Regions from separate parts of the Homo sapiens genome. Here region 2 is linked to region 1. Evidence: read pairs that join two places in POLR2A ChIA-PET (ENCODE). Cell type or tissue: Caco-2. All regions are shown on one strand. Links, peaks and the distances in the headings refer to the core of each region. The heading gives the core; the rest is flanking DNA.

The links. Peaks named below come from ENCODE experiments on the same cell type or tissue, not always from the same donor. Only the 100,000 strongest peaks of a DNase experiment are listed, where the experiment ranks them.
Region 2: POLR2A ChIA-PET joins it to region 1 with 8 read pairs; 2 of 35 experiments call an interaction of 5 or more read pairs at or near these places.

The regions. Positions count from the first base shown.
Region 1 is chr20:51,659,498-51,663,896 of GRCh38, reverse strand. All of the region lies in intron 13 of ATP9A (ATPase phospholipid transporting 9A (putative)), which reads left to right. Among named protein-coding and RNA genes, the nearest start is that of ATP9A, 110 kb to the left of the region's middle. In Caco-2, for the core only: no CTCF peak of the experiment used is centred there; a DNase peak (open chromatin) is centred at 2,136.
Region 2 is chr20:51,892,599-51,896,997 of GRCh38, reverse strand. No RefSeq gene overlaps it. Among named protein-coding and RNA genes, the nearest start is that of LINC01429, 32 kb to the right of the region's middle. RefSeq lists enhancers at 3,280-3,780, 3,781-4,281. In Caco-2, for the core only: no CTCF peak of the experiment used is centred there; a DNase peak (open chromatin) is centred at 2,218.

The DNA.
Region 1 (4,399 bases), core at 310-4,309:
CATCAGTACTGACTGCCAGAGAGCGTTCTTCTTACTTTCTGCATCCACAGAAAACAGATACAAAGTTCAGTTTATGTTCTCTTGTTTTTTTTTTTTTTTTTCTGAGACGGAGTCTCGCTCTGTTTCCCAGGCTGGAGTGCAGTGGCGCGATCTCCGCTCACTGCAAGCTCCACCTCCCGGGTTCACGCCATTCTCTTGCCTCAGCCTCCCAAGTAGCTGGGATTACAGGCGCCTACCACCATGCCCAGCTAATTTTTTGTATTTTTGGTAGAGATGGGGTTTCACCATGTTAGCCAGGATGGTCTTGATCTCCTGACCTCGTGATCCGCCCGCCTCAGCCTCCCAAAGTGCTGGGATTACAGGTGTGAGCCACCGAGTTTACATTCTCTTGAGGAAGAATTTTTTTTGTCAGTGTGGTTTTCTCTGGGACATGGAGCCTACTTCATTTTTTACTCATTGAAAAAACTTTCTGGTATTTATGAAAGTTTTTTTTGCAGAAAAAATAAATCATACGGCCAAGCACAAAGACAAAACATTGAATTCACCTGTATTCATATCATTCGGCAGTAACCAGTATTAACACCTGGGTGGACAAAACGCCAAATGCTCTGCCTTTGTGTGTCTGGATAGATGCGTTCTTTATTTCTCTCTGTCTCTGTTTTCTTTTCAATGAGAACCCATCATATTCCTTTCTTTTTTAACTAGAGTTGACCACCAGAATTGCCTGTAAAGTTTTAAAAATATAAATATAAATATATGCCTGGGCTGTACGGCATTCTTTGGGTCTGGATCTTAAGTATGTATATTTTAAAAATGTTTTTTTTTGAGATGGAGTTTTCGATCTTGTTGCCCAGGCTGGAGTGCAGTGGTGTGATCTTGGCTCACTGCAACCTCTGCCTCGTGGGTTCAAGCGATTCTTCTGCCTCAGCTTCCTGAGTAGCTGGGATTACAGGTGCCTGCCACCATGCCAGCTAATTTTTGTATTTTTAGTAGAGACGGGGTTTCACCATGTTGGCCAGGCTGATCTCGAACTCCTGACCTCAGGTGATCCGCCCGCCTCAGCCTCCCAAAGTGCTGGGATTACAGGTGTGAGCCACTGTGCCCGGCGTGTATATTTTAAAAAATCTTTATTGGTTATTCTGAGAAGCCTTCCTGGTTAAGAACCACTGCCAGAATAACACTATTTAACTTCCTTCTTTTCACTCATGTCAAGGTTTTTAATGGTTTCATAACACAGTCCAGACTAGAGTAAGACAAGTGAGGAACTCACATAGCAAATTTAACCGGGTGCCAAAAAAAAAATAAATAAAGCAAATCATACTTTGGTGAAAAAAAATTTTTTTTTTTTTTTTGAGACAGAGTCTTGCTCTGTTAACCAGGCTGGAGTGCAGTGGCGTGATCTCAGCTCACTGCAACCTCTGCCTCCCAGGTTCAAGCAATTCTCCTGCCTCAGCCTGCCGAGTAGCTGGGATTACAGGCACCTGCCACCACGCCCAGCTAATTTTTGTATCTTTAGTAGAGACTGGGTTTCACTCTGTTGGCCAGGCTGGTCTCGAGCTCCCGACCTCAGGCGATCCACTCGTCTTCCCCCAAAGTGCTGGGATTACAGGCGTGAGCCACCACACCTGGCGCAGTGCAATATTTTAAAAACTCAAGCGCAAAACATTCGTGAAGAACAGTATATTGAAATTTTAAATGAAGGCAAGATCCAACCTTGTGCTAGCACAGTTCAGTTGCGCTAACTCACCCTGGTCCTAAGCCCTGGATTTATAGTTTCAGTGGCTGTCAGGCTTCTCATTATTGGGGCTGGATTATTCTTTGTCATGGGAGGCTGTCCTGTGCCTTGTAGGAGGTTAAGCAGCATGCTACAGATTTCTATAGTACCCCTGTCCCCTCACAGTTGTGACAACCAATTATGTCTCCAGACATGACCAAATGAGGGTCAAAATCATCCAAGTTGAGAATGATGATGATATATGGGTACATTTAAATTTATTGACTTTGTGTTGCAGATGATGTCTGCTCTAAAACAGTAAACATTGGATTTACTTAGTCACTTAATCAGCCTGTGGCTCAGCTGATTCATTTGGAGGTAGTAGCTCTGAGCCTGTCTCTTTGATGGTGGCCCTTTGAGGTGAGTGAGTCATCAGCTCTGAGCTTTTTTGATGTGGCAGGTTAGTTAGGGTTATCATAACAGAAATTCTTTATCTTTAATAGTGTATTTCTGGCTGGGTGCAGTGGCTCACACCTATAATCCCAGCACTTTGGGAGGCCGAGGCGGGAGGTTGACTTGAGCCTGGGAGTTAGAAAACAGCCTGGGCAATAAGAGGGAGACCTTGTCTCTACCAAAAAAAAAAAAAAAAAAAAAAAGCTGGGCATGGTGGTGCACGCCTGTGGTCCCGGTATTCAGAAGGCTGAGGTGGGAGGATTACTTGAGCCCAGAAGGTTGAGGCTGCAGTGAGCTGTGATCATGCCTCTTCACTCCAGCCTGGGCAACAGAGTGAGACCCTGTCTCAAAAAAAAAAAAAAGTGTATTTCAGTCAATTGCAACCCATTCCTAATATCCATTAATAGTATGAATGCCCATATGTGGTGAAGTTTTAACTGCATTTGGAAAGAAAACTGGCATTCCTGGTGACTCAACGTTTAATTTTTGTATTAATCTTTTCTGTAATAACAGGCTGGAGTTCTTGTCAGGAAATGGCCCTAGCTGTGGATTACTAATGGGAAAGGGAAGCCTATTTTCCCTGCCTTGGTGTCTCATTTATTGGCTGGGATGCTATAAATGACTCAGGGGCTTTATAGGATTCGAGACACCCGCCCAGGGGCCCAAGTCAGGGCCCTTTGTATTTGGAGATCTTAATTCCTCTCCCAATAGTGACCTGTGCTTGGTTCTGAAGTCACTTCTGACCTCGTGTGGAGCTGTTCTGCCCTCCCTCCCTCCATAAGGGGACCAGTGGTTTTTCCCCAGGGCAAAAAGAGTCATAACCTGCCTCTGTGGATGCCACATCTGTTTTTGTTTTCCCCTGGTATTTTTTAAGTAAGAAGAAATGTGTGTAGGTTAAAGGGCCTATGGGGAGGAGGTTAGAGATAAACACTGTACAATGTGAAACTCTTCCATATGGGGAATGTGAGGATGTTTGAAGGCCAGGCCTAAGACAGGCATCATCCAAACACAGCCCCTGGTCAGTTTCAGTGCCTTAAGGATGTATGCGCATGACCATTTGGTGTGCAAATGAGACTTTATTTAACAATTAAAAGAAGCAGTTTCAGCACCAATGAGTATTTCCTCTCCTTCCTGGAACATTTTAGTAGGAAAGGTGGGAAAGTATTAATTTAAGAGAGAAAGATATGTGGGTGGAGGCATTGAACCTGTGGCCTGTGATGTTGGTCAGGCTATCATAGTAGTCTTCTAATTCATTCGTTGTCAGATGGTCTCCTGAGTGAGGCCTTTGTCAACATCTGACCGTCTGTGGTTCTCTTTTTGCCTTGCTTGGGAATTGTTTCACCTGGAATACAAAATCCCATGGCTCTGTGTTATCCCATGTTTGAAATATTAGTGGAAGCATTTGACTTTTGTAGATATGAAAGCAGATTGCTTTACAAAATCCAGAAGTTCATGAAGGATGCCCTCAGTACAGCTTTTCATTTAAATCCGTGGATACTGAAACTTGCCAACCACAGTAATTACTTTGTCAAAGGTCTTGTTATTGCGCCTAATGTTAAATAACGATTTGGTCCAGGTGCTGAGGAATGCGGACAGAAATGAAGACACGTGTTCGTGGCTAGAACCTAAATTATAGAATTTTTTAAAAAAAGGGTTCTCGATTTAGTCTCTCCAATAGAGAACCTTTCTGTAAATCTTTTCTTTATAATTTTAGAGTTAAATTCTTTATAATTAAAAGCACTCGGCAAATAATGATTCATTTAAACCGGAGTTCTGATTCATTACTCTAATTATTGTTACCATGCAGTGCCCTTTGGCCTGGAAGTGAAACTCGTGTGCTCCTGACACCAGAGGTTAACAGAGCAGGAAGGCAGAGCGCTGTGTCCCCGCAGTGACCAGAATAATTTAGTAATTGTCTAATTACCTGAGGAGTCTAATGCTAATACTAAAAATAGTATTAAAAAATTAAGTGAAAGTCATTTTCTTGTTTCTTGTAACCCATCTGTTCTCTATTTTGGGCAATCGGGTGTCATGGGTGTAAAGTGCGACTCATTTTAAAGGATCAGATCACTTCTCTCCTGTTGGATAAATATGTTTTTAATAGAATGTAGAATCTGGTAACTCCATACACATTTCTAGCCTCCACAATTCAGTTGGCTGTGGATTCAGTAAGACTGTTGTAGGTGACCCCTTGTCTAAATCTGTGATTTAAAATCTGAAACTGATGTCGAT
Region 2 (4,399 bases), core at 210-4,209, 230 kb before region 1:
GTAGAAAAATTGGCTTGCTTATGACATGACTCTCCAGAATGAAGTCCCAGAATTGAAAATACTCAGTAAAAAGCTACAAACTCAGCTGGGCGCGGTGGCTCACGCCTGTAATCCCAGCACTTTGGGAGGCCGAGGCGGGCGGATCACGAGGTCAGGAGATCAAGACCATCCTGGCTAACACGGTGAAACCCCGTCTCTACTAAAAATACAAAAAATTAGCCGGGCGTGGTGGCAGGCGCCTGTAGTCCCAGCTACTCGGGAGGCTGAGGCAGGAGAATGGCGTGAACCCGGGAGGCGGAGCTTGCAGTGAGTGTGGAGATCGCGCCACTGCAGTCCAGCCTGGGTGACAGAGCAAGACTCCGTCTCAAAAAAAAAAAAAAAACTACAAAACTCGATTCAAATTTTCAGTTGTTAAAATAGAACCTTTGTTCTTCAGGACCTGAGACTGAAGGAAGATGTTCTCATTGGTCAGTATGTCTGATTATATGTCAATATAGGGTAAAAGAAAGGAAAATAGTTTGTAGCTTTGGGTAATTTTAATATCCATAAGTTGTAGCAGTATAATTTTTAAAGTTGCATTTGAACTGGAGGTTTGGTTTTGAAACCACTGGAGAAAGTAAAAAATTAGAGCTGGGCGTAGTGGCACACACCTGTAATCTCAGTCACTAGGGATACTGAGGCAAAGCCTGGGTGACAGAGCAAGACTCTGTGTCAAAAAATAAAAAATAAAGAATGAAATATAAAGAAAGTAAAAAATTACATATAATTAAAAAAATTGGCTTCAAAACGAAGTCCCAGCTGGGCATGGTAGCACATTCCTCTAGTCCCGGCTACTCAGGAGGCTGAGAGAGGAGGATTGCTTGAGTCTAGGAGTTCAAGGCCGTAATGCACTATGTGAATAGCCACTGCACTCCAGCCTAGGCAGCATAGCAGGACCCTATCTCAAAAAAAAAAAAAAAAAGTGGAGGGTTACATGTACCAAATATATCAATAAATTGTTTTGAAAGATAATTCTTGGCTGGGTGTGATGGCTCATGCCTGTAATCCCAGAACTTTGGGAGGCCAAGGTGGGTGGATCGCTTGAGGTCAGGTGTTCAAGACCAGCCTGGCCAACATGGTGAAACCTGGTCTCTACTAAAAATACAAAAATTAGCCGGGTGTGGTGGTGGGTGCCTGTAATTCCACCTACTCGGGAGGCTGAGGCATAAGAGTCGCTTGAACCTTGGAGGCAGAGGTTGCAGTGAGCTTAGATAGTGCTACTGTACTCCAGCCTGGGAGACAGAGCAAGACTCTGTCTCAAAAAAAAAAAAAAAAAAAAAAAACAAACCCCACAAGGAAAGAAAACTGGCACAGGCTGGAAGACACTAAAGACAAAGAACAGTCACATGCAATGTGGGACCCTGGGAGGGATCATGGAACACAAAAGAGACATTGAGGAGAGCAGCAATGAAATTTAAATGAGGTCTGTAGTAGTAGTAGTAATGATAATAATGTACCAGTGTTGAAATTTTCTGTTCTTGGTCATTGTACTCTATAAGTATGCAGACTGTTAGCAATAGAAGAAGGAAGGTGAGGATACAAGAGGACTCTGTACCATTTTTGCAGCTCTTCTTAAGTCTAAAATTCATACTAAATGAATACTTTTTAAAAATTAAATGTTGGTGCCAGGTGCAGTGGTGCGATCACAGCTCACTGCAGCCTCTACCTCCGGAGCTCAAGCAATCCTCTCACCTCAACCTCCCGAGTAGCTGGGACTGTGGGAATGCACCACCACACCTAGCTAATTTTTAAGTGTTTTGTAGAGACAGAGTCTCACTATGTAACCCAGTCTGGTCTCAAACTTCTAGGCTCAAGTGATCCTCCCTCCTAAACCTTCTAAAGTGCTGGGATTATAGGTGTGAGCCACTGCACCCAGCAGGCCCTTTTATAAGGGGCCAAATCCCCTCTACAAGGGCTCTAATCTCATGACTTAATTACCTCCAAAGGCCCCACCTCTTAATACTGTCACTCTGGCCATTAAGTTTCAACACATGAATTTTGGAGGAAATATTTAGACCATACAAAGGGCTTAGTCTTATGGGCTAGAGCAGGGGCCCCCAACCCCCAGGCCGTGGACAGGTACTGGGCTATGACCTGTTAGGAACCAGGCCACAGGGCAGGAAGGGAGTGGCAGGTGGGCGAGCGTTGCCGCCGGGGCTCCACCTCCTGTCAGATCTCTCTAGGCATTAGATTCTCATAGGAGCGGGAACCCTATTCTGAACTGCGGATGGGAGGGATCTAGGTTGCACGCTTCTTATGAGAATTTAATGCCTGATGATCTGAGGTGGAACAGTTTCATTCCAAAACCATTTCCCCCAACCCATCCCATCCATGGAAAAATTGTCTTACACAAAACCAGTCCCTGGTGCCAAAAAAGTTGGGACCCACTGACTAGAGCTCTGAGTTTGAAGACACATATTGGGAGGAAGTACCATTGGATCTCTATATTCTACATTCTAGCAAGAGCGTGGAGGGGAGAGGAAGGGAGATACGGAGAGATGGCAGGCGACAGCAGAGCTTACATTTATAACGATGACTCATTTTTGTATAGTACTGTATATACGGCTTTCAAAGTCCTTTTCCAACACCCATCATCCCAGCACTCAGGAAGGACGGAGGAGGTAAGAGGAAGTATCTGAAGCTCAGGGAGTTGAAGAGAAGCCTGATGCAGAGACATAGAGAATGTGTCATTGCAAGGTCACAGACCCTAAACAAATGAATAAATAAATAAGTGCTTTCTGATGACCAAGTTGGCTGGAGGAGCAAGGTAGTATGGAACTGGTGAGGAGAGTGAGGGTGACTTGGAGAGGTACCTGTGCCAGAATAACTCTAAATTTTATCGTTATCCGAAGTATATGGTTCTTGAGGATTTTGGCAAACTACTTTTCCGTTTCTGCAATTTTGGTTCTGAAGGTAGACATGAGCTCATAAACACAGAGCTAAAGATTTTCTTTACAGTAAACAAATACTAGCTCAGCCAGGAGATCCAAGTTAACATCAACAATGATAAGTCGTGTTGATAGAATGTACCTTTGATCTAATGTGATGAGAATGGCTTTACCTCTGTGGTTTTCCTTCCACAAACATTTAACAACAAATAAATCCAAATTGAGGGACATTCTTTTTTTTTTTTTTTTTTGAGACAGAATCTCACTCTGTCGCTCAGGCTGGAGTGAATGGCAGGATTTCAGCTCAATGCAACCTCCGCCTCCCGGGTTCAAGCCATTCAATTGAGGGACATTCTACAGCATATTTGCCCAAAGCTCCTCAAAACTGTCGAGGTTTTCAAAACAAGGGTAGTCTAAGAAACTATGACAGCTAAGTGTAACCTAAAGAGACATTAGAACTAAATGTAATGTGGTGGTTTAGATAGGATCCTAACGCAGTAAAAGGACATTAGGTAAAAACCAAGGAAACCTGAATACAGTATGCAATTGAATTAACAATAATGTATGGCTGGCCGGGCGCAGTGGCTCACACCTGTAATCCCAGCACTTTGAGAGGCCAAGGTGGGTGGATCACCTGAAGTCAGGAGTTTGAGACTGACTCATGGCCAACATGGTAAAACCCCATCTCTACTAAAAATACAAAAATTGGCCGGGTGAGGTGGCTCATGCCTGTAATCCCAGCACTTTGGGGGGCCAAGCTGGGTGAATCACTTGAGGTCAGGAGTTCAAGACCAGCCTGGCCAACATGGTAAAACCCCATCTCTACTAAAAATACAAAAATTGGCTGGGCGCAGTGGCTCACACCTGTAATCCCAGTACTTTGCAAGGCCAAGGCGAGTGAATCACTTGAGGTCAGAAGTTTGAGACCAGCCTGGCCAACATGGTGAAACCTTGTCTCTACTAAAAATACACAAAATTAGCCGGGTGTGGTGGTGGGCGCCTGTAGTCCCAGCTAATGAGGAGGCTGAAGCAGGAGAATCAATTGAACCTTGGAGGTGGAGGTTGCAGTGAGCCAGAATTGCACCACTGCACTCCAGCCTGGGTGACAGAGCAAGACTCCGTCTCAAAAATAATAATAATAATAAAATAATAATGTTTGGCTAATAGTTTAACTGATTAAAACAAATGTGCCATGCTAATGTAAGATGTTAATAACAGGGAAAACTGTGTTTAGGGTATATGGTAACTCTTAGTACAATCTTTTCAATTTTTCTGTAAACCTAAAACTGTTCTAAAATTAAAATTTTATTTATGAAGAAGAGAATTGGCTGGGCGCAATGGCTCATGCCTGTAATCCCAGCACTTTGTGAGGCTGAGGCAGGTGGATCACGAGGTCAGGAGTTCAAGACCAGCCAGGCCAACATGGTGAAACCCCGTCTCTACTAAAAATACAAAAATTAGCTGGGCGTGGT